3 separate regions of the Homo sapiens genome follow, and regions 1 and 3 are each linked to region 2. The links are chromatin loops, found by intact Hi-C in ENCODE. Cell type or tissue: mammary epithelial cell. All regions are shown on one strand.

Evidence for each region. A loop is a pair of places that touch in the nucleus more often than their neighbours do. Peaks named below come from ENCODE experiments on the same cell type or tissue, not always from the same donor. Only the 100,000 strongest peaks of a DNase experiment are listed, where the experiment ranks them.
Region 1: it touches region 2 in a loop (27-fold over the local background); 7 of 110 quality-filtered maps call a loop at or near these places.
Region 3: it touches region 2 in a loop (9-fold over the local background); 2 of 110 quality-filtered maps call a loop at or near these places.

The regions. Positions count from the first base shown.
Region 1 is chr21:36,914,352-36,922,351 of GRCh38, forward strand. The region is part of intron 5 of HLCS (holocarboxylase synthetase); the gene reads right to left. Among named protein-coding and RNA genes, the nearest start is that of HLCS-AS1, 48 kb to the right of the region's middle. RefSeq lists a silencer at 3,238-3,532. In mammary epithelial cell, a CTCF peak has its summit at 3,391 (motif pointing left); no DNase peak of the experiment used is centred here.
Region 2 is chr21:36,138,154-36,146,153 of GRCh38, forward strand. CBR3 (carbonyl reductase 3) reads left to right here. Exons shown (of 3, transcript NM_001236.4): 3 at 7,923-8,000. All of the region lies in intron 2 of CBR3-AS1 (CBR3 antisense RNA 1), which reads right to left. Among named protein-coding and RNA genes, the nearest start is that of CBR3, 7.1 kb to the left of the region's middle. In mammary epithelial cell, a CTCF peak has its summit at 3,487 (motif pointing right); a DNase peak (open chromatin) is centred at 3,548; H3K27ac peaks cover 516 bases.
Region 3 is chr21:36,415,641-36,423,640 of GRCh38, forward strand. CHAF1B (chromatin assembly factor 1 subunit B) reads left to right here. Exons shown (of 14, transcript NM_005441.3): 14 at 635-3,375. The coding sequence ends at 726. Among named protein-coding and RNA genes, the nearest start is that of CLDN14-AS1, 11 kb to the right of the region's middle. In mammary epithelial cell, CTCF peaks have their summits at 4,464 (motif pointing right) and 6,779 (motif pointing right); a DNase peak (open chromatin) is centred at 4,491.

The DNA.
Region 1 (8,000 bases), 780 kb after region 2:
CATTGGCTATCTAACCCCCAGGAATATGAGTTCCTCCAGGGCTGAACTTGCCACAGGGCTTTCTAGATCCCCAATGCCTGGGACACAGTAGGCACTCAATAAATGTCTGTTAAGCGGTCTTCCTTTTATAATGTAAAGTGATAGCTCAGGCTCAGACGCTGAAAGGCCCAGGATTTACTGCATTTTTTTGTTACCTGCCAACTAGCGAAGACCACAAAAGGCTTGAGTAGAACAGTAAAAGCAGGGAGTGAATAAGTCATTTCTAATAAGGCTGGTTTTATAGGCATCACACCTCCACCAAGCCAAACAGGCTCACTGTAGAAGCGGAATCTATTCTGCAAGTGCAGAGACCAAAGAGAAAGCCAGGGTTGGCTCTAACGGCGAGGGCGGCTCTATGGGGCAGCTCAGCCACTGCCTCCACAATGAGAGACGCGAACTTCCACTCACTGGTCTCGTGGGTGCGGGACCGACACCCACAGGAGTCTCTGGGGCCTTCATTAAGCCTGCCCAAGGAAAACGCCCGCCATTTGTCTCAGCCCAACACAAACAGGCTTCTGACAGAGCAGGCAGCGTGGGGGTGGAGGGCATGGAAAACGCTGGGGCTGAGCCCTGGGGGCCCATAGGCAGCCCTGCCTGGTGCACCCAGAGGTGCCCATCCTAGCCGACATGCACACCAACGTGACCATTCACACGTTCCCTTCCTTCTGATGCTGACATGTCCCCCCGCCCCACCATCCTCAGCTATTTGCCTGTTACCTGCCAGCCCCACCTGGGCTTCTTGTGGGGGCAGGGGACTCTGGCATGGGATCCTGCCCTCAGCTCTGCCACCATCAGCTGTGAGGCCGCAAGAGGCACTCCCTGGGCTGACCGCAGCTTCTTCATTTTTCTAACGAGAAAACGAGAACATCTCTCTCTGGTAAAACGGAGCTTCAAGATTCAATGTTTAGCCTCCACTGTTTAATTCTCAGTTGAAATTTTAACATCATGTTATGTTAAAATATATGTTACCTGGAAAGAGAGAAGCGGCCCCATATCAAGAGGCCAAGAGCTTTCTGCTCCAGGACCTTATCTTAGCAAAGGTTCACTGGTCCAACTGGCTGTCACCATGACACTTGGGAACATTCAGAGAATCCCAGGGAATAACACCTGGCCAGGCCTGGCAGGAGAGAGGGGAGCGGCGTCCAACACTGCCCTACGTGTGCAAGGAGAGGGCGGGTCTAACCCCACACACTCAAGGCCACGGTCTAAGAAGCTCCGGCTCAGAAGGTGCATTCGTTCATAGGAGAAAAGCAGAGTTTCTACTGAAAAGTGTTTTTAATAACACACAAAACAATTCCAACTTTTCCCTGAAACTCCATCTGGCCAGTTTCCTCCGGCATGCCCACAGCTGATTCTTCTAGAAACTGTTTAACATGATTGTTAAGAATAACCTAACAACCTGTTAGGTTATTTATCCTGCTTTCCCAGAATACAGAGCTGGACTGTGCGGGCAGCCGCTCGGGCAGAGAGGGCTGTGCACTGCCGGCCTGTCCCTGGGGTCTCTGGGGGCTCTCGGTGCACAGGAGCCAAGGAAGCAGCTCCCAATCCATTAGGGGGAAAAACCAAAACACTTTGCAAGTGTCCAAATAAAATGTGCTTACTAAATGTCTACTATAAGCAAAATACTGGGAAAGGGATACAAAGATTAACAACATATGGTCCTTGCTTTCAAATCAGCTTGCATGACAGTTTAATGGGGAAAACAGATATTTATACAAATAATACAACAATAGCACTTATACAAACCACCTAAAAAAAATCTTATGGAAGTGACTAGATCTAAGGTTCCAAGTCACGATACTTGGGTTAGGAAATTGCAAGAAAAAATTCAAATCCTATACCCGTGACATGATCATCAGTGGAATTTTCCTAGATCAGAGGGGTAGAATCCCTTTGTTGAGTATAAAAGATCAACTATCTGTCCTCATAGCATCCGGCTGTAAGATTTTTTTATGTTCTGTAATTTAAGACTTTTCTTTTAAGAGATAGGGTCTTGCTTGCTCAACATGTTCCTCAGGCTGGAGTGCAGTGGCGCGATCACAAACTCAACTCCCGGGCTCAAGAGAACCTCTCATCTCAGCCTCCCAAGTAGCTGGGATTATAGGTGCACACCATCATGCCTAGCTAATTTTTTTTTTTTTTTTTTTTTTTTTTTATCTTTTGTAGAGGTGGAGTCTCGCTGTGTTGCCCAACCTGGTCTTCAACACCTGGACTCAAGCGATCCTCCCACCTCAGCCTCCCGAAGTGCTGAGATTACGGGCATGAGCCGCTGCACCTGACCAATTTAAAACTTAAAATCTTACTACTCTAAGAACTTTATACACATGTGCTTTATAAATGCTGGTTCATATGAAGATGGAATATCCCCCTCAACCCTGTAGGGTGATACACAGCCATACGGAACCATCACAAACTAGTAGGCTACTGCTTTTACTTCAAATAAAACAAATACTCCCCGGGCCAAGTAGAAACTAGAGCCGTTCTCCTGGAAGCAAAGATGTCAAAGCCTCTCACTCTTAGAAACAACCCACAATAGGGTCTGGGCTTTGTGGTTTACTTAAAGGAAGTAACATTTGCATCTTCAAAACAAAAACAAAAGGCCCTCTTTATCAGGAAAATGTGGCAAAAGGTTCACCAGTGGTAAATCTGGGTGAAGGCTCCACAGGGCTTATAGGGTTGGTGTATGACTCTTTTACCTTTTCTTCAGTTCCAATTTTTTTTAACAAAAAATTGGGGGAGAAATAAAGGATTTTCCCCAGAAGCTTGAAAGGCCCTGCCAGCTCCTACATGATCTGTAGATTTTTGTTCTGCTGTTAATCGTGGAATCATCAAAGAAACAGCCTTCATAAAGAATCAAAAAGCAAAACAGCAATGAAGAACACCTTTTAGCTTTTGATCTGAACAAGCCTTCATGCTGCCTTTGCCGGGGAAGGGCTGCTGAACCATTCTGAGGCAAGAACACCTCCCTGAAAAACCACAGATTTCCATCCTCATGGAGCCATCCCTCCACAGACCCAGATCTTGTACAGCCCAAATGCAGGGCGCACTTTCCCCGAGTACAAACCCCAGTGCGTTTCATGAAGCTGTTCAGTATATGCAGAATCAGTGCATTAATAACAGCTTATTGGCACCGAATGAAAAACACACAAGTCTTAATCTTAGGTCTTGAATTTTGTCCAGTTCCTACGTCATACCTGGCTGTAAGGGCTACAGCCGTAAGCATGCTTGGTGACTGGAGGCTGTGTAGTGAGACCTGAGTTTTGAAACCAGGATTGGTAGCTTAACAAAATTTACTGGTTGTAGAAAAAGTAAACTTGCCTCCGGGGAGGTGAGCTCAGCCTCACCATTCTGACAGCAGCCTCTGGTGGCCAGTTTAGTAAAAAGTGTTGGCTCTCATGCTGAAAGCTCGGACCTTCCCTTCTTAATGAAGGTCGCTGCAAGCAGACAGGCCATTCTAGGTAACAGCTGGAGGTGACTGGGGAAGCTGCAGAAATCCAAACGAAGGTGTGACTTTGGACCACGTAAATCACCAAGTCATTGGATGATCTGTCTCTTGCATTAAAAAAAAAAAAAAATGAAGTACTCTCTTTCAAAAGTAGAAAAATAAATAAAGAGAACTGTTTTAAAAGGGCTCAAGTCACAAGGCAGATAATACATACTCAGTTTGAAAGTAATCTCATTCCTTACTTGCATAGAAAGCCTTTAAATATTCAAGGAGCACAGATTCCTGAACAAAATAAAGCCCAGCCTGTCTGCTTTCTTACATAGCACCCCATGGTACACTAACTCCTATGTACTGAGTGCCGGAAATTCTTCCTGCAAAGTAAGGAATTGCTCCATATGGCAGAAACTTCTAGAAAATGCTGCAACCATTCATTCAGAGAACAAAATTAAATATTCAGGATTGTAGGTGAGGCCTGATTTCTAGTGCCACAGATTCACACCATTTCACTGGATATAAATAGAGGAATGATCAGAGGCTGACAGTTGGCTTCAAAGGCAGAGAGGGTAAGAAGGAGACGCCATCAGCTTCAAGCCAACTTCTTCGTAAGGTGCACTCTGTCCTCAGCTGTCAGAGAACAATCTGGAAACAATCTGCTGAGCAGCTGCTCTCATCAACAAACTGTTTATTGTAAGAAAGTGGCTGGGTCAAAGGCTAAACATCAACCCGAGCTGAAAGCATACAGAACAAAAATCAATACCGTCCCTGCTAAAGAGACCCAGGACTTAGCATGCAGAAAAGAGAGGGTGAGGAACTCATGTTTAGTTCTGAAAGAGTAAGAGTTGGAACAAAACCCCCATATTTCAACATTCAGGGTTCTTCTGCATATTATTCCAATTGGCGACTTGCTGCTATTTGCAGAATGGCCTTGTAATGGGGGCTAAAATGTGGCATTCAACAAGGACACAGAAATCAACTTTGCCCTAAAAGTTACAGGGGTTAACATCAGTTGTTTCTCTCTCACATTTGTTTTGCAACAGGACCAACGTGCTCATCATACACATGTGCTTATTATACACAATGCACAGATACTACAGTCCATCTTTAAATATGTCTAATTGGAAACTGGAAGGCTGACTGGACATGAGATTATATGAAGAGATTGTTTCATTTTAGGTATGACGGTGGAATTGTGATTATGTTTTTAAACAGAGCTCGCATCTTTCAGAGACACATACTAAAATATTTGCAGATGAGAAAACTGAAACAGTATCTGGGAATTCCTTCCAAATAATACTGGCAGAGAAGTGGGTAGAAAGAAGTGAAATAAGATTGGCCATAAATGGATAACTGTGAAAGAGAGTGATGAGTACAGAAGAATTCACTCATTATTTATATTTACTTTTGCATATTTGAAATTTTCTATGAAATGTTTGCTTTTACTTGTGTGTAAAGTTCAACAGTTACTTTGAAAGAAAAAAAGTTTTCTTAAATATAAGAGAAGTATTAACCTACCGAGGCAAATTAATTAAGTCATATGCCATGGTATTGCTAGGTATCCAATTTAACGTTTTTGAGCAATGTCCGAGATATGGTTGTTATGTCCTGAGTTGAACGATGGAGAAGTAGAAAGAGATGCTCAAAGTGTTCCCACTGCATACGTGCTCCAGCAAGCCAGAATGTGACACAGAAACAGATAAGACGGTTTCCCATGGTTTAATTGCAGTATGGGGCAAGAGGACATACGTGAGATGCTAGGAAAACCCAACTGTCATAAATAATGGGGACCAAATTGTTAAAAGACAAGTTAGCACACAAATTTTGAAAACACAATTTCTTTGTAAATCTGAGGCTGCTATATAGTGTATTGATAATTCTTAAATTAACAGTAAAATTAGAGAATTAGCCTGAAATAAATAAAAATAAAGCAGATAGCAAAACATTATTTCATTGTGCTGAAATTAACTGTGAAGATGTATCTATGATTTTAACTTGTTCCAATATAAAGATGAAAATGGTAATAATCACAAATTCTTAGAAAAGAATGCATTCAAAGGAACTGCTTAAAAAGTTAAAAAAAATTTTTTTTAGTCTACTTGCTTTGCCAAGACCAGCATAAATACTGCAGAGAGTCCTGCAAAGGATGAGAAAGGTCATCTTGTCTACCCTCCCTCCCAACAGAACAGAGAAGGGTTTGGTCATGAGAATTTGGTGACGCACCAGGCACGGTAGCTCATACCTGTGAGGCCAAGTACTTTGGGAAGCTGAGGCGGAAGAATTGTCTGAGCCCAGAAATTTGAGACCAGTTTGGGCAAAAAGTAAGACTCCATCTCTACAAAACACAAAAGTAAAATAGCCAGGTATGGCGATATGTGCCTGTAGTCCCCGCTGCTTGGGAGGCTGAGGTGGGAGATTACCTGAGCTCAGGAGTTCAAGGCTGCAGTGAGCCATGATCATGCCACTGCACTCCAACCTGAGTGACAGAACGAGACCCTGTCTCAAGAAAAAAGAAAAAAAAAAAAAGACACCCACCCTAGTGGGAAGGTGGGGCAGAGATGGGAATGGTTAATGGATGCAAAAAATAAAAATAAATAAAAAGAACGAATAAGACCTAGTATTTGATAGCACAACAGGGTGACTACAGTTAATAATAATTTAACTGTACATGCTCAAATAACTAAAATAATATAATTTGTTTGTAATATAAAGGATAAATGCTTGAGAAGATAGGTACCCCATTTTATATGATGTGATTATTATGCACAGCACGCCTGTATCAAAGCATCTCATGCATCCCATAAATGTATACACCTACTATGTACCTATTAAATTAAAATTAAAAAAAATTTTTAAAGCCGTCTACCAAGAAAAACTCATTTGGCCAATCTGAGACACTACACCTAACCCCAACATCACAGAAGGAAAAAATACACAGAGCAAAACCTTCAAAATTATAGACCTTTGACCTTTAAAGCATTTTATTAACTAAAAAGCTACAGAAAAACTTAAATCCTGAAATGCATCAAGGTTGCCTATGAAAAGTAATCTAGACAATCCTAGGCAGAGTCTGGCTATCCCCCCACCCCCAAATTAACCATCATTTTTTAATTTATGAAACTACTGTTTGATGTTTCTTTTAAAAGGTGTATTTTCTTATTTACGGAAATTAAAAACAGGAAGAGGGATCAGTGGTGCCATCATTCAATCACTCTTCAGTGAACTACTCTACGTAGGATTCATTTTTGTTCAGAGAAGAGAGCAACTTACCAAATGTTTACCTAGGGCATACAAAAGCAAACTCAGTAAGTTTTCTGAGAAGAATATTCACTTTCAGCCGGGCACAGTGGCTCACGCCTGTAATCCCAGCACTTTGGGGAGCCGAGGCAGGCGGATCACAAGGTCAGGAGTCCAAGACCAGCCTGACCAACATGGTGAAACCCCGTCTCTACTAAAAATACAAAAACTAGCTGGGCGTGGTGGTGTGTGCCTATAATTCCAGCTACTCAGGAGGCTGAGGCAGGAGAATCGCTTGAACCCGGGAGGTGGAGGTTGCAGTGAGCCGAGATCGTGCCACTGCACTCCAGCCTGGGTAAGAGTGAGACTCTGTCTCAAAGAAAAAGAAAAAAGAATATTCACTTTCAACTTTAATTTTAATTTTCTAAACTTTTCCTTAATGCATGTAGGAGGCAGGTTGAATTAAACTAAAAGTTTTTATAGACCAGTGGCTCAGGAAAGCCTCATGGTGGGTGAAACTGACAATGGTCCTATGATACGCATGTTCAGGACCCAGCGATCTAGCTGACTGCTGATGGGCAACGCTGTTCTCCTTTCGCTCACACCTAGAATCTGAATCTCAGCCTCGGAGGCGCAGCAGCACAGTGCCAAAGCAGCCCTCCTCTTCACCCAGAGCCCCTGTCCCCTGCACTCAGACACACATGCCAGAGACCCACCAGAGACACAAACACCTACACAACAAAATTGTGCTGTGAACCTCGTGTCAAGGGAAAGTGCATTTCCCTTTTACCAGAAATCTCCAGACCCGCTACTCTAAGTCTTCTCTCACTCTCTGGGAGAAATGACCACTCCACAAAGGCACGTTCTATCTCAGCAATCTTAAGTTTTTCTGTAGTTCTGGTTAAAACAGACATATGCACTTAAATAAATAAATATATAAATGTATATGCATATATATTATCATAATATGTATTCATATGGTTGAAATTTTAAAAACTCAAATACCCTTAAAAGTATCGATTAAAAGACTCTGTTTTTTTAAATTAAAGCCACGTTCCTCAATTCACGAAATAAAATTTGAGTTATAGAATTTTTTTGTAAAGGACAGTAGCTCCAATGATCAATGAGAATTGAAATCATAGTCTTTAACTCCAATATCTCCTTTTTAGAAAAAAATATTTATTTTAATTGACAAGTAAAAAGTATGTACATTTCTGGTATACCACATGATGCTTTGATATATGTGTATGTTACGGAACAGAAACTCCAATATTCCTTCCACTGA
Region 2 (8,000 bases):
GGGTGGGTGGTGGGAAGAAATTTTGCTCTTGTTGTGCAGGCTGTAGTGCAATGGTGTGATCTTGGCTCACTGCAACCTCCACCTCCCGGGGTCAAGCAATTCTCCTGCCTCAGCCTCCCGAGTAGCTGAGATTACAGGCACCCACTACCACACCCGGCTAATTTTTTATATTTTTAGTAGAGACGTGGTTTCACCATGTTGGCCAGGCTAGTCCTGAACTCCTGACCTTCAGGTGATCCACCCACCTTGGCCTCCCAAAGTGTTAGAATTACAGGCGTGAGCCACTATGCCCAGCCTTAGCTTTAAGTTCCAAAGATAAGTGTGACATATCACAATGCTTTTGGGATCCATGTCATGAACTCAATCCTAGAATGATAGAATGCTGTGAGTCCCCAAAGGCCGCTTGCCTCTGGTCAATCTCATGAGTCCTCCAGCCCTCCAAGGTGATGGGCCCACATCTAGCTCATCTCTGGACCTTGGTATCTGTTTTAGCATTACAACTTTTCCTATATTCCTTTCTTCTTATACCATACTTTCTCAAGTTGATTCAGAAAACCCAAAAGAAATTTTCTTTTCTTTTTTTTTCTTTTCTTTTTTTTTTTTTTTTTTTGAGACAGAGTCTCGCTCTGTCATCCAGGCTAGAGTACAGTGGCACAATTTCGGCTCACTGTAGTCTCCGCCTCCCAGGTTCAAGCGATTCTCCTGTCTCAGCCTCTGGAGTAGCTGGGATTACAGGTGTGCACCACCACGCCCAGCTCATTTTGTATTTTTAGTACAGATGGGATTTCACTATGTTGGCCAGGCTGGTCTCAAACTCCTGACCTCAAGTGATCCACCCACCTCTGCCTCCCAAAATGCTGGGATTACAGGTGTGAGCCACCATGCCCGAACGAGAAATTTTCTTTATTAGGAAATGTCTTGCCTATACCTGCAGGTATTCAATAAATGTTACTATTATACTTTTCCTACAAACATTGGAGTGCCTGCCATATTCCAGGCATTATGCTGGGATCTGGGTGTGCAATGGTGAGCATTATAGACAGGGACCATCTCATTGGTGGAGCTGAAACTCTAGTGGGGGAGATATCCATTAGCAAAGAATCTGAAGTGTGAAATGACAGCTGTGCTGGGGTACAGGGAAGCTTGCTTCCTTGAGGATTTTATTCCCCAAGAAGTTAACTGTGGATTCTTAGAACTGTGGTTTTTATTAAAAATGTGCTTGCTTTTTCTTTTTTTTTTTTTTTTTTTGACAGAGTTTCGCTCTGTTGCCCAGGCTGGAGTGCAGTGACAGGATCTCAGCTCACTGCAACCTCCACCTTCTGGGTTCAAGGGATTCTCCTGCCTTAGCCTCCTGAGTAGCTGGGACTACAGGCGTGTGCCGCTACGCCCGGCTAATTTTTATATTTTTAGTAGAGACAGGGCTTTGCCATGTTGGCCAGGCTGGTCTCGAACTCCTGACCTCAAGTGATTCATCTGCCTCAGCCTCCCAAAGTGCTGGGATTACAGGTGTGAGCTACTGCACCTGGCCAGAAGTGTGCTTTTCTTAATTTAACATTTCGAATATGGATTATTGGCCGGGTGTGGTGGCTCATGCCTGTAATCTCAGCACTTTGGGAGGTTGAGGCAGGAGGATCACTTGAGCCCACGAGTTTAAGACCAGGCTGAAAAATATGGCAAGACCCTCATCACTTTAAACAAACAAACAAAATTATCTCTGGATGCAAAACCTTTTTTTTTTTTTTTTTTTTTTCTGAGACAGAGTCTCCCTCCGTCGCCCAGACTGGAGTGCAGTGGCATGAGCTCAGCTCGCTGCAACCTCCGCCTCTCAGGTACGAGAGATTCTCCGCCCCAGCCTCTCAAGTAGCTGGGTTTACAGGCGAGCACCACCACGCCCAGCTAATTTTTTTGTATTTCTAGTAGAGACAGGGTTTCACCATGTTGGCCAGCTTGATCTCGAATTCCTGACCTCAGGTGATCCACCCGCCTTGGCCTCCCAAAATGCTAGGATTACAGGCTTGAGCCACCGCACTCAGACGCAAAAAGTTCTTAACCTAAGAAGGTGAATGGTGAGAGTTGCACTTGTACTCTGTCAGTTTCTGAGTGGGATGAGATCATAGAAAGCCTGCAGGGAGAACTGCAGGTGCTTTGAAGGGGATGGAGTTTCTAAATGCAAATCTGAGCCAATATAAACGCACATTTTAAAAACTCTCCTTTTTACACAGAAGGTAACATTTCATACAATGTTTGCCACTTTGCTTTTTTTACTCCTTATGTCTGGGGCTCTCTCCAGGTTTGGTCAGAAAGCTTTTATCTTTTTTGTGGCTATATAGGGACGCAGCCATTATAGGGATGTCTTTTACCCAGTGTTGGGAAGTTTTCTCCCGATAAATTTTTGAATGGGAACTTGAGAGCTGCAAGGTATTAAGACACCTTTAAAACTCCATCCCCTTCCAGAGCACCTGCAGTTCTCCCTGCAGGCTTTCTCTGATCCCATCCCACTAAAAAACTGAGCAAGTACAAGAGTACAAGTGCAATTCTCACCATTCACCTTTTTAGGTTAAGAAGTTTTTGTGGCCGGGCACAGTGGCTCACACCTGTAATCCTAGCACTTTGGGAGGCCAAGGCAGGCAGACCACGAGGTCAGGAGATCGAGACCATCCTGGCTAACACGGTGAAACCCCATCTCTACTAAAAATACAAAAAAATTAGCCAGGCATGGTGGTGGGCACCTGTAGTCCCAGCTAGTCGGGAGGCTGAGGCAGGAGAATGGCATGAACCCGGGAGGCGGAACTTGCAGTGAGCCCAGATCGCGCCACTGCACTCCAGCCTGGGCGACAGAGCCACACTCCATCTCAAAAAAAAAAAAAAAAAAAGAAAGAAAGAAAGAAAAGAAAATATCATAAGAATGGACTTAATCCTGAGCAACATATGGAGACCCCAGCTCTACACAAAAAATGAAAATTAAAAATTAGCTGGGCATAGTGGCATGTTCCAGCTTCTCGAGAGACTGAGGTGGGAGGATCGCTTGGGCCCAGGAGGTTGAGGCTGCAGTGAGCTATGATTGTGCCACTGTACTCTAGCCTGGGCGACAGAGCAAGTCCTTGTCTCAAAAAAAAAAAAAAATGCATTTAACGCATCTGACCTACCAAACACCATAGGTCAGCCTCGTCTAGCTTCAAGGTGCTTTGAACGCTTACATTAGCCTATAGTCTGGCAAAGTCATCTAACACAAAGCCTATTTTATCATAAAATGTTGAGTATCTTATGTAATTTATTGAATCTGTACTGAAAGTGAAATGCAGAATGGTTGTATGGGGCCTCCAAGTACAGATTCTGCAGAATGCATATCGCTTCCTCATCCATCAGTGAAGTCAGTAAGTCCTAAGTGGAACCATCAGAGGGCAGGGACCATCTATCTGTATTTGACTTGCTTATTTGTTCAAGGTTCTGAGTCAATAGGACAAGCAACTACTAAGCCACTAGAGGGCGCAACTTGCCTACTCTTTCTAGAGTAAGGCAGCAGGTGTTTCGGGACCGGTGGGGCCACCTGGACCTCAGTGGAGGGTGGTGTGGGTGCAGCCCTTCCCAGGGCTGATGACGCATCTGGCTGACGAGGCTGACTGTCAGCCTCTGGCCTCTCTCCCAGAGGTGTGCCCTCAGATCAAAGAGGACACCTCCTCCCCTTAAGAGGATTTATTTCCTCGAAGGCACAGCTTCTATGATCTGTGTTTTTCTTTCTTCCTTTCCCATTCACATTTAATTCCTTGTAGCCGCCAAGTTTCTGAGAACAAAGCTGTTTAGAAAGCAATGAAGAACACAACATCACTGATGTAGTATTCCTGGCCAAAATATTGATGTGACTCTCCTCATGAGAACAGACCAATTCACTTTGAGAGAAATACTACAAAATAATGGTCTACAGTCTTCAAAAAAGTCATTGCCAACTACCTTACATTAAAATATATGAAAGAGATGTGACAATTAAATGCAATCCATGGGCCAGGTGCGGTGACTCACGCCTGTAATCCCAGCACTTTGGGAGACCAAGGCGGGCGGATCATGAGGTCAGGAGATTGAGACTATCCTCGCTAACACGGTGAAACCCCGTCTCTACTAAAAATACAAGAAATTAGCCAGGCATGGTGGCAGGCGCCTGTAGTCCCAGCTACTTGGGAGACTGAGGCAGGAGAATGGCATGAACCCGGGAGGTGGAGCTTGCAGTGAGCCGAGATCACGCCACTGCACTCCAGCCTAGGTGACAGAGCGAGACTCCATCTCAAAAAAAAAAAAAAAAACGCAATCCATGATCCTACTTTGGACCCTGGATTAAAGCAAACAAAAACTGTAAAAGAACATTACTGGGACAATTTGGACACATTTGAATATGGGCTGTATTTTAGATAATAGTGTTGTATAATGATAAATGCCTGGCATGTGGTCATAACTGTAGTAATGTAGGGGAATGCCCTTGCTACCATATATAATACTAAAGTGTTTAAGATGAAGGTTTATGATATCAGCAACTTGGAGAGAAAAAGGGACAGAGAGGGAAAAAGCAAACACAGCAAAATGTTAACAATTAGTGAACTTAGGTGATGGGCATAGGGTATTTATCGAACTATTCTTGTAACTTCTCTGTAACAGGAAAGAAATACATACATACACTTCATCTTTGAAAGTGAGAGAGAGAAGGAAGGAAAGAAATACTGAATAGTACTAGGTACCTGGGGGGATGAGTGAGGTGCTAGTTTCCAAGGACAGAGTGAGGGTATCTCTTGTGGGATTGGGGTCCACAAGAATGTGCAGCTCCCTTGCAATGGGAACTTGTGGGGAATGCCATTCAGAAAATGAAATAAAATCTACAGATCCGGCCAGGTGCGGTGGCTCATGCGTGCAACCCCAGCACTTTGGGAGGCCGAGGAAGGCAGAGCACCTGAGGTCAGGAGTTTGAGACCAGCCTGGCCAACATGGTGAAACCCCATCTCTCCTAAAAATACAAAAATTAGCTGGGCATGGTGGCGCACACCTGTAATCCCAGCTACTTGGGAGGCTGAGGCAGGAGAATCACTTAAACCCGAGATAGAGGTTGCAGTGAGCTGAGATCGCGCCACTGCACTCCAGCCTGGACAACAGAGCAAGACTCATCTCAAAGAAAAAAAAAAAGACCCTATTGGACACAGAGAATATGCATTCAGAATAATACATAATAAAAGAACTCACTAAAATTAGTGGGGTTTGATGCTGATGAAATGTGTAAATTAACACATTTACTGGTTTTTGGATTTCCACCAGTACTTCAAATTGTAAAATTTTTGGCCTACATATTTGTTTCTATGGGCACAATTGTCTCTTTAGTAGCTGTGAATCATGATCAACATGAATATTAATTCATAATTTAATGAATATTAATATTATCAAATAGGGACTAAAAAGTAATGAAATCAGGCCGGATGCAGTGGCTCACGCCTATAATCCTAGCACTTTGGGAGGCCAAGGCAGGCAGATCTCCTGAGCTCAGGAGTTTGCGACCAGCCCGGCCAACATGGAGAAACCCCGTTTCTACGAAAAATACAAAAATTATTTGAGTGCAGTGGTGTGTGCCTGTGGGCCCAGTTATTTGTGGGGCTGAGACAGGAGGATCACTTGAGTCTGGGAAGTGGAGGCTACAGTGAGCCGAGATCATGCCACTGCACTCCAGCTTGGCTGGCAGAGTGAGATTCTGTCTCAAAAAAAAAAAAAAAAAAAAAGTGATGAGATAAAAACCAGGATGGAAAAACAGCCCATTCCACACGTGAAGTGTCCATAATGAAGGACAGACAGAGTCATCCCCAGGGATTCCTTACTGCTGGTTGTGGCACTAAGGAATTGGGGTGGCTGCCCACTGTCCTAGGACATTGGGTGTGCCTAGGAAATTGAGAGCTTTAGTCCTTAGGGTGAGAGCACTGTCCCTCAGAAAGCAGGTTTATAAGTACTTGGAGTGTGTATGCTGGGGAGGAGCAGTTTTATAAAACTGCCAGCGGGCTGGGCACACGGTGGCTCACACCTGTAATCCTAGCACTTTGGGAGGCCAAAGCGGGCGGATCTCTTGAGGTCAGGAGTTCAAGCCCAGTATGGCCAACATGGTGAAACCTCATCTCTACTAAAAAAATACAAAAATTAGCTGGGCATGGTGGCACACACCTTCATCCCAGCTACTTGGGAGGCTGAAGCAGTAGAATCACTTGATCCTGGGAGGCGGAGGTTGCAGTGAGCCGAGATTGTGCCACTGCACTGCAGCCTAGGCAACAAAACAAGACTGTCTCACAAAACAAAATAAAAAATTTTTAGGCCGGGTGTAGTGGCTCACGCCTGTAATTCCAGCACTTTGGGAGGCTGAAGCAGTAGAATCACTTGATCCTGGGAGGCGGAGGTTGCAGTGAGCCGAGATTGTGCCACTGCACTGCAGCCTAGGCAACAAAACAAGACTCTGTCTCACAAAACAAAATAAAAAAATTTTAGGCCAGGTGTAGTGGCTCACGCCTGTAATTCCAGCACTTTGGGAGGCTGAAGCAGTAGAATCACTTGATCCTGGGAGGCGGAGGTTGCAGTGAGCCGAGATTGTGCCACTGCACTGCAGCCTAGGCAACAAAACAAGACTCTGTCTCACAAAACAAAATAAAAAAATTTTAGGCCAGGTGTAGTGGCTCACGCCTGTAATTCCAGCACTTTGGGAGGCCGAGGTGGGCAGATCACTTCAGGTCAGGAGTTCAATACCAGCCTGGCCAACATGGCAAAACCCCATCTCTACTAAAATTACAAAAATTAGCTGGGCGTGGTGGTGGGCACCTGTAGTCCCAGCTACTTGGGAGGCTGAGGCAGGAGAATTGCTTGAACCCGGAAGTCGGAGGTTGCAGTGAGCCAAGATTGTGCCACTGCACTCCAGCCTGCGTGATAGAGCAAGACTGCGTCTTAAAAAATAAATAAATAAATTTAAGTAAAAGTAAAAATAAAACTGCCTGGGGAATCTACAAATTTACTACCTCACCCATCTCTCAGCGAATCCCTGAGAAAGGGAGCCCCCCCTGTCACTGATGGAGGTGTGTTCTTCCCCTTGGGAGAATAGGGCCAAAAAAATTAAATCCCATGGGTGCATAGATTTTATGCCTTCTATAGTCACATTTTTAATCTTTTTTTAAATTTGATTATTACTTTTTGAGAAAGGGTCTCATTCGTGTCACCCAGGCTGGAGTGTAGTGGAGTGTAGTGGTGTGATCATGGCTCACTGCAATCTCTACTTCCTGGATTCAGGTGATCCTCTTACCTCAGCTTCCTGAGTAGCTGAGACCACAGGCACACGCCACCACACCCAGCTAATTTTTCTATTGTTAGTAGAGACAGAGTTTTGCCACGTTGCCCAGGCTGGTCTTGAACTCCTGGGTTCAAGTGATCCACTCCTCTCAGCCTCCCAAAGTGCTGGGATTACAGATATAAGCCACAGCATCCAGCCACTTTTTTGTTTTTAATCAGCAATTAAACCTACACAATGGCCAGGTGCGGTGGCTCACACCTGTAATCTCAGCATTTTGGGAAGCTGAGGCAGGAAGATCACTTGATGTCAGGAGTTCAAGACCAGCCTGGCCAACATGGTGAGACCCTGTCTCTACTAAAAATACAAAAATTAGCCAGAATATGGTGGCTCACGCCTGTAATTCCAGCTACTCAGGAGGCTGAGGCAGGAGAATTGCTTGAACCTGGGAGGTGGAGTTTGCAGTGGGCCGAGATGGCACCAGTGCACTCTAGCCTGGGCAACAGGGCGAGACTCTGTCTCAAAAAAAAAAAAAAAAAAAAACCTGCACCAAGACTCAATCATATGTTTGGTATATTATTCAACCAGTGGTTGTACCTCTGTGATATGCTTTCATATATTTATCATTCTGTTTCAGGGAGAGTGGTGAATATCAGTAGTTTGCAGTGTTTAAGGGCTTTTGAAAACTGCAGTGAAGATCTGCAGGAAAGGTTCC
Region 3 (8,000 bases), 280 kb after region 2:
TGACTGCTGACCTTGTGGGCCAGGCAATTCTTTGTTGTGGAGGACTGTCCTGTGTATTATGCGATGTTTAACAGCATCCCCGGCTGCTACTTCTTGCCCATGACATTCTTTTTTTTTTTTTCTTTTTTTTGAGATGCAGTCTTGCTCTGTCGCCCAGGCTGGAATGCAGTGGCACGATTTCGGCTCACTGCAGCCTCCACCTCCCACGTTCAAGCAATTCTCCTGCCTCGGCCTCCCGAGTAGCCGGGACTACAGGCGTGCGCCATCACACCCGGGTAATTTTTGTATTTTTAGTAGAGTCGGGGGTTTCACCACGTTGGCCAGGCTGGTCTTGAACTCCTGGCCTCAAATGATCCACCCGCCTCAGCCTCCCAAAGTGCTGCGATTACAGGCGTGAGCCACCGCGCCCAGCTTGCCCATGACATTCAAAAATGCCACTAGACATTGCCCACTGTCCCTTGAGAGGCAAAATCGCCCCTGGTTGAGAGCCACTCTATAGAACTTCCATTATATCAGTATAGGATCTTGCCAGGCAGCTCAGTTCCGTGTCTTGGCTCTGTATTCTGTAAATGTCAGCCCTTGACTTCCAGAATTCTTCATTTACTTGCCAACCTTATGTTTGTTAATGTTGCAGAGACGCCTGGAGACGCTCAGGGCAGTCCCCCAGAGCTAAAGCGGCCCAGACTCGATGAAAACAAAGGAGGCACGGAAAGTCTGGACCCTTGATGGGACCTCGGCTTCTGCTCGAAGCCTACCAGGCTCCCGGTGTGTGCAGGGAGACGGTAAAGCTGGAGGTGCCTGAGACCAGGGCTTCCATGGAGCGGGACACACTGTAAATGGATTTCTATAACAGAAGTGACATGTGTACTGATTTTTCTCCAGAAATATGGATGCTGTTGTATTCAGTATCCATTTTTAACTTGGGACATGAACGTTTTAACGTAGTAAATCCTCTTTTTGATGAGTTTCTGAAACTGGAGCGGTTCAACGTTATCCAGTGTGAAAATCAGTGAGTCCTCCCTGGCATCCTCGTGAAAGTGCACACACTTCATGGAGGGACTCCTTTTCAATAAGAATTAGGAAGATGAGAAAGTAATTTGAGATTTTACTCTGTCGAATTTTAGAGTATTTGAAGTGATTGTTAGATTTCACTTCTAAGGAGTTGATTGATTAAACTTTGGAAGGTAGTTGTGTTTGTTTTCTGATTTTAAAGGTGACGATGCTTATTCTTTTAGTAACTAAGTGAAGTGAAAAAGATGGGTATCACCCATCATCTTCCCACCAGAAGTAACCCTCGTTAATGTTGTAGTATATTTCCTTAGCATTTTTGTGGATCTATTTATTCTAAAAAGAGAATTGAGATTTTATTTCATATGCAATTTGGTATCTAAATAGGTTAGTTTTTTAGATTGGTTTTTCAAAGCAAAAAAAGTATCTTTTTTGTTTTTTGAGACAGGGTCTTGCTCTGTTGCCCAGGCTGGAGTGCAGTGGCGCTATCTCAGCTCACTGCAGCCTCGACCTCCTGGGCTCGAGCGATCCTTCCACCTCAGCTTCCCGAGTAGCTGGGACTACAGGCATGTGCCACCATGCCATGCTAATTTCACACACACATGCACCCACACACACACATATATATGATACATATATATATATATACACACACACACAAGTATGTGTGTATATATATATTTTTTTTCTTTTTTTTTTGAGATGGAGTCTCACTCTGTCGCCCAGGCTGGAGTACAGTGGCACAATCTCGGCTCACTATAACCTCCGCCTCCTGGGTTCAAACGATTCTCCTGCCTCTGCCTCTTGAGTAGCTAGGATTACAGGTGTGTGCCACCACATCCGGCTAATTTTTATATTTTTAGTAGAGATGGGGTTTTGCCATGTTGGCCAAGCTGGTCTCTAACTCCTGACCTCAGATGATCTGCCTGCCTCGGCCTCCCAAAGTGTTGGGATTACAGGTGTGAGCTACTGCACCTGGCCTAATTATTATATTTTTAGGGGAGACGGGGTTTTTCCATGTTGCCCAGGCTGGTCTCGAACTCCTGGGGCTCAAGTAATCCTCCCTCCCCAGCCTCCCAAAGTGTTGGGATTACAGGCGTGAGACACCATGCCTGGTCAAATGGTATCTGTTTTGACGGGTGGTTCTCAACTGTAGCTGCATACTGAAATCACCTAAGAGCTGACATACCAGTGCCTGGGTTCCCGCTTCGGAGGATTTGGCCTAATCGGTCTGGGGTATGTTCTGAATATTAGGATTTCTTAAAGCTCCTGGAGTAATTCTGATGCGCAGCCAAGATTGAGAAATCTAAGGGAAAAAACTTTCCCTGGATACGGTCTGTTCTGGTTAAATGCATTTCCACTGAAAGCATTTTTTTTTTTTTCCGAGACAGAGTCTCGCTCTGTCACCCAGGCTGGAGTGCAGTGGCGCAATCTCCACTCACTGCAACCTCACCTCCTAGGTTCAAGGGATTCTCCTGCCTCAGCCTCTCCAGTAGCTGGGATTACAGGCACCCGCCACCACGCCCGGCTAATTTTTGTATTTTTAGTAGAGATGGTGTTTCACCATGTTGGTCAGGCTGGTCTCCAACGCCTGACCTCGTGATCTGCCCACCTCAGCCTCCCAAAGTGCTGGGATTACAGGCGTGAGCCACCGCGCCCAGCCGAAAGCATTTTCTTGATTATCTCTGCCCCGTCACTGATTGACATCCTCCTTTGCTGGGGCCGCGGACTGAAGGACAGTATGCAGGAGGTGCCATCAGCTCTTCTGAAAAGAGACAGCTTTCAGTGTCATGTGGCTGGCGTGAGGTGCGGTTTGCAGTTGTTGATCCTGTGCAGACAGATGAATGACCATGGGTCCCCTGTCCTTATTGAGCAGCCTGCTTCCTGGCCATACCTGGGGAGGAACAGTATTAGGTTTTTCTGGGTGTGGTGGCTCACACCTGTAATCCCAGCACTTTGGGAGGCCAAGGTGGGTGGATCACTTGAGGTTGGGAGTTTGAGACCAGCCTGGCCAACATGGTGGAACCCCATCTCTACTAAAAATACAAAAACTAGCCAGGCGCGGTGGCACACACTTGTAATCCCAGCTACTCGGGAGGCTGAGGCACAAGAATCGCTTGAACCCGGGAGGCGGAGTTTGTAGTGAGCTGAGATGGTGCCACTGTACTCCAGCCTGGGCGACAGAGCGAGACTCTGTCTCAAAAAAAAAAAAAAAGAGAAAAAGAAGAACAGTATTAGGTTTTACAAATCTGTTTCTTGTGCATTGATTGTGGGAGTTGGGGTGGGGGACCCCTGATGGCCTGCCTGTTCTCAGCCATCATCCTTAAATATAAATCAAAATTGGCAATAAAAGACCAAGTGAAGTCACTTCAGTGTCATAGTCTAAAACTGCCTGCAACCATCTGGGCAGTGTATTGGGAAAGCTTTTGCAAAGGGAGCCCAGCCTGAAGGTTGGGCAGGCTTCCACCTTACAGTGGCTGCTGGGTTGAAGATCCTTCTCATGGTTCTGGATCTGTACTTGGAGGGGTCGTTGTTTCTGTTTTGAGCAGTATTTCCAGATGTCTCTAGCAACTCTACTGTTGAATATTAGTTCCTGCTGCTGGGGGTGCCTAGAAGAAAATCAGTCTCAGGCTTGGGGAGACTGCTTGGGAGAACTTGACCTGACTTCCCTGGAATCTGGGATTGTGAGGATAGGTCGGCGTTTGAAGGAAGAAAGTTGGAGGCTCAGCGTGGGCAGCAGAGGGTGAAGCCTTCATTTTATGCAGTGGCCCGTACGGTGGACAGGGGTATGCGGTGCCTCCTCGGGTTATCGTGGATAACGGGCCCAGCCATCCTCAGCAAGTGCCCACAGGGCCAGGGCCCTCTAGCAGAGAGGGGCAGGAGGATGTGCCACGGGGCAGGGGAGAAAGTCTCCTGGGGTCCTCGTTTACTCCAGTTTCCTCCCTTATATCCACTTCCGTCGTCTTTGCTGAAAGCACATCTGTGTAACGATGCCCTTGGCCCTCCTTACCTAAATAGTTGTCAGCGTTCACTTAAACAACATAGGTTCCAAGTCCTTGGCTCTGGAAACATCAAATGGGGAGAGGGAGGAGGTGGAGGATGAGCTGCTCCAGCCCCTTCTTCCCTGGTCTGGGGTCTCCCAGGACTTCTGCAGCCTCCCTGGTTATTAAGCTACAGTTCAACCTTGGGTGTGTGTGTAGGACAGACAGACTTGGACAAATTACTTCATGGGTCTGTGCCTGTTTCTTCATCAGAAAAAGTCTCTACAGCTAGAAAACCTTGGACTTTGTTTGCTTTGGTAGGGGAGAGGGGTAAGAGAAAATGTAGGGGGGGGTCACCCACAGAGAAACGAGAGACTGAGTTAATGCAGCTGGAAGCTGAGCCAGATTGTACTTCCCTTGCCTGGCATATTGAAGTAACACACTTGTTTTCATGCACAAATTCTCAGTGGCCACTGGGGGTCACTGTCCCCACTGAATCCACTCAGCAGTCCTGCTTCCTTAGGCCTGAAGGTCCCATGTCTCCGCCCCACCTCCTCTAAGTGATCCGCGCCCCTGTCCGGTCTTGGGAACAGAGTGGCCTTAGATACCGGCTTCCGCCCCGATGGCCAGACCCAGAGTGGAACACTGTTGAGCAGACAGGGGTGGGAGAGGATGATGAAAGCAGTATGTGCATGGCCATGCCTTTGTTCATTCATTCATTCATTCATTCATTCATTCATTCAAGAAATGTCTATCAAATATCCTCTGGGTACCAGAGGACACCTCAGGAACAAACCAGACAAAAGCCACCACCCTCTTGGGGCCTACATCCTGGCTTGGGGAGACCAACATAAGTAAATACAGGGAAAACAGAGTGGTGAGGCGCCCTGGGAGAGCTGGGTTGGAGACTGGGTTGTAGCCTGGAGTGAGAAGGGCCGAGCCGAGAAGGTCGAGAGGCAACGCAAGAGAGAACGGAAAGTGATCGGATGGGGCGTTCTAGATTTTTCTAGGAGCAGGATATCCTTGTCATCTAGGGTACCCGGTGTGTTCTCTGGGCAGGCTGGGTGTTTTGGGGTCCCCCACTGCTTCCCCACTTGGCATGAATCCCCATTTTGTCTGGAGTTGCCCTGTTCGTCACCCGGCCTCCCTGTCACCCTCCCCTTGGGAGTCGACCCCACGCCTGCCTGTGCGCAGCCTCTGGGGATGCAGTTGGGTGGTCCTCCGTCTCTGGCCTGGCCCTTTTGTCCCAGATCGAAGGCAGAACCACGTGTCATCTAGCTGTTACCTTCCATGTCCTGCTTTTAGCAAATTCTGTGGTGGTTTTAAGCACTCAGTTGTGAGAGGTGGTGGTTGTGGAGGGCACTTTCTTCTGCTGGCCCCTGTACCTTATGTCCTGCCTTAGCGTAGACAAGGTCAGCATGGAGGGGAAAATATTTCCACTGATGTGGGTCCCCTGCAGAGAGGGCTGTTTTTCCCTCAAGTTTCAGTTCTGAGTGATGGCGTGAAGCAACAGGTGTTGCCCCTTTCAAAGAGTCTGTAACAAATTTGTAGCAATGATTATACAGAGGGGGTAATAGACTGGCCCTTTTTTCTTCTTTTGAGATAGGGGTTCATTGTTGCCCAGGCTGGAGTGCAGTGGTACCATCTTGGCTTACTGCAGCCTCCAGGGTCAAACAATCCTCCTGCCTCAGTCTCCCGAGTATCTGGGACTATAGGCATGCACCACCATGCTCATTTTTAAATTTTTTCTTTTGTAGATCTCATTCCTGGGGTCTCACTATGTTACCCAGGCTGGTTTTGAACTCCTGGCTTCAAGCGATCCTCCCACCTTAGCCTCCCAAGTGCTGGTATTTTTTTTTTTTTTTTTTTTTTTTTGAGATGGAGTCCCGCTCTGTTGCCCAGGCTGGAGTGCAGTGGCGTGATCTCGGCTCACTGCAACCTCCGCCCTCCGAGTTCAGGTGGTTCTCCTGCCTCAGCCTCCCAAGTACCTGGCGCCTGCCACCGTGCCTGGCTAATTTTTGTATTTTTAGTAGAGACGGGGTTTCACCATGTTGGTCAGGCTGGTCTCGAACTCCTTACCTTGTGATCCACCCGCCTTGGCCTCCCAAAGTGCTGGGATTACAGGCGTGAACCACCGTACCCGGCCAGCCTCTGTTTTCTTAATACCCAGAACAACCTGATGTCTCCTTCCGTCATCAAATATTATCTATAAAAGCCATTTCAAGTGTCATCACAGATTCTTTCTTTGAAATCACTCTGGTCTCTGTTCCTGGTCAGAGCCCTTGGTGAGTCTGTATAGTCTGGGATGAAGTGAGGGCTGGTGTCAGCCCCTCCTGCTCCAGGTCTTCTCTTCCCTCGAGTTCCTCCTTGTCTCCTCCGGCCCTCTGAGTCTGTGGAGCTGGCTGTGCTCAAAAGCAAAACAAAAGAACATCACCTCAAGCCTGGGCTTTGTCCAGATCCGGAGTCAGCCTCTGCAAGTGAGCCGGACACATGCAATTTCCAAAGCTCAGGAGACTCCAGGCCCTCAGCGTAGGGAACCCCCGATGGGGGAGATTGGGAAGTCTGGAAAATTTGAAGGGGAATGGAATACTTGGAGCTCAGCCATTTCATGACAAGCATCCATATTCCACGACCCAAGAGGCTGAGTGTTGGGGAAAAGTCACCCCCCATGCCGGTGTCATTCTGCTTTCACGTGACAGTTACAGGAAGGAGTAAATGCCCTGTGACTGCCGCCACCCCCAAAGCAAGGAACTCGGGTTCCTAACAGGCCGGGCACTTGCGGAAGCCACTAGGGGGCGGTATTGCTAATCCTTCTCTCCTACTTGCCCCAAAGAGTCCTGTCCCTGTCTCCTTCCCGGGCCCAGGTCTCTTGTCCCTGCTCTCTGTGGGGCTCTGCTGTTGGAAACTGCTGTGAATTCCCTGGCGGCCCCTTATCAGATAGGCAGCTGTTCCCGTGACTGTCCCATCCAGAGTCCGACCATGCCTCCAGGACTGACATGTCTGCTGGTTGTCGTTGACACCAGAGGCATTTGAGTTGTTTGTCCTTTTGATTTCCACAGAATCCTCGATATTCAAGGCCGCCTTAGACGTGGCCTGTCTCCTAATCCTTGATGTCACTGGGCCACTGCCCCGCCACATTGCCTGGCTGGCCAGGTGGCCTGCCCACCCCCTAGCAGCAGCTCTCTCCCCACGGCCCCTGCACCAGAGGTGCGTTTTGATCGCCTCCTTTCCACCCTGTTGGTGAGGGAGGGATTCCCACACTGGGGTTTCGGGATGGTCAAACACAGCATCCAACACGGGACACCTGAGGTGCACAGCTGTTTGCTAGTCGCATCACTCACAGCTTGGGAGGGGGAGTACTCCGTCCAGGCAGGGCCACACGGGGCAGCACTCGAGGGCAGAGTGAACCGCAGGGGTGGTGGGCAGCCGGCTTTGCAGTAACAAGAGGACGGGGTCCCCCTGGTTCCCACAGGAGGATGTGATGGGCTCATGTGACTAATTCCTGGGGTGGTTGGGAAGTGAAGCCTGCTGCTCAGGGATAAACAGGAGATGCGCCTGGGGCCATGATAAGGCCCGGCTGGAGAGTGGGGAGGGGAGCTTGCAGTTAAGCCATTCAAGGCCCTTCCAGTTTTAGAGGCCAGGCAGCACCTAATATTAGCGTTAGACCTTAAACCAGGCGGGTGGGTGGAAGGCTGGCAAGGGAGTTGTCCTTGTTGGTGGCAGGGGACCTTAGGCCAGCGAGCCAAGTGACTGTCAGCTTCTCCCCCAAGTTGGGGCTGCCGGAGTGTGTGGGATGGTGAGAAAGGGGGTGTGGGAGGTGAGAGTGGAAAACCATGGACTTTGGAGCTAGAAGAGGGGCTTAGTTCTGTCTTAAGCAATAAATTGCCGTGGGTCTTTGCACATTTCACTTCACCGACCTTGGCCTCCATTTTCCTCTCTGTAAAATGGGGATGCAGCATATGCCTGACGGTGTTTGAAAGGATTACCTGAGACAGGTAGCTTCCTCTTTTT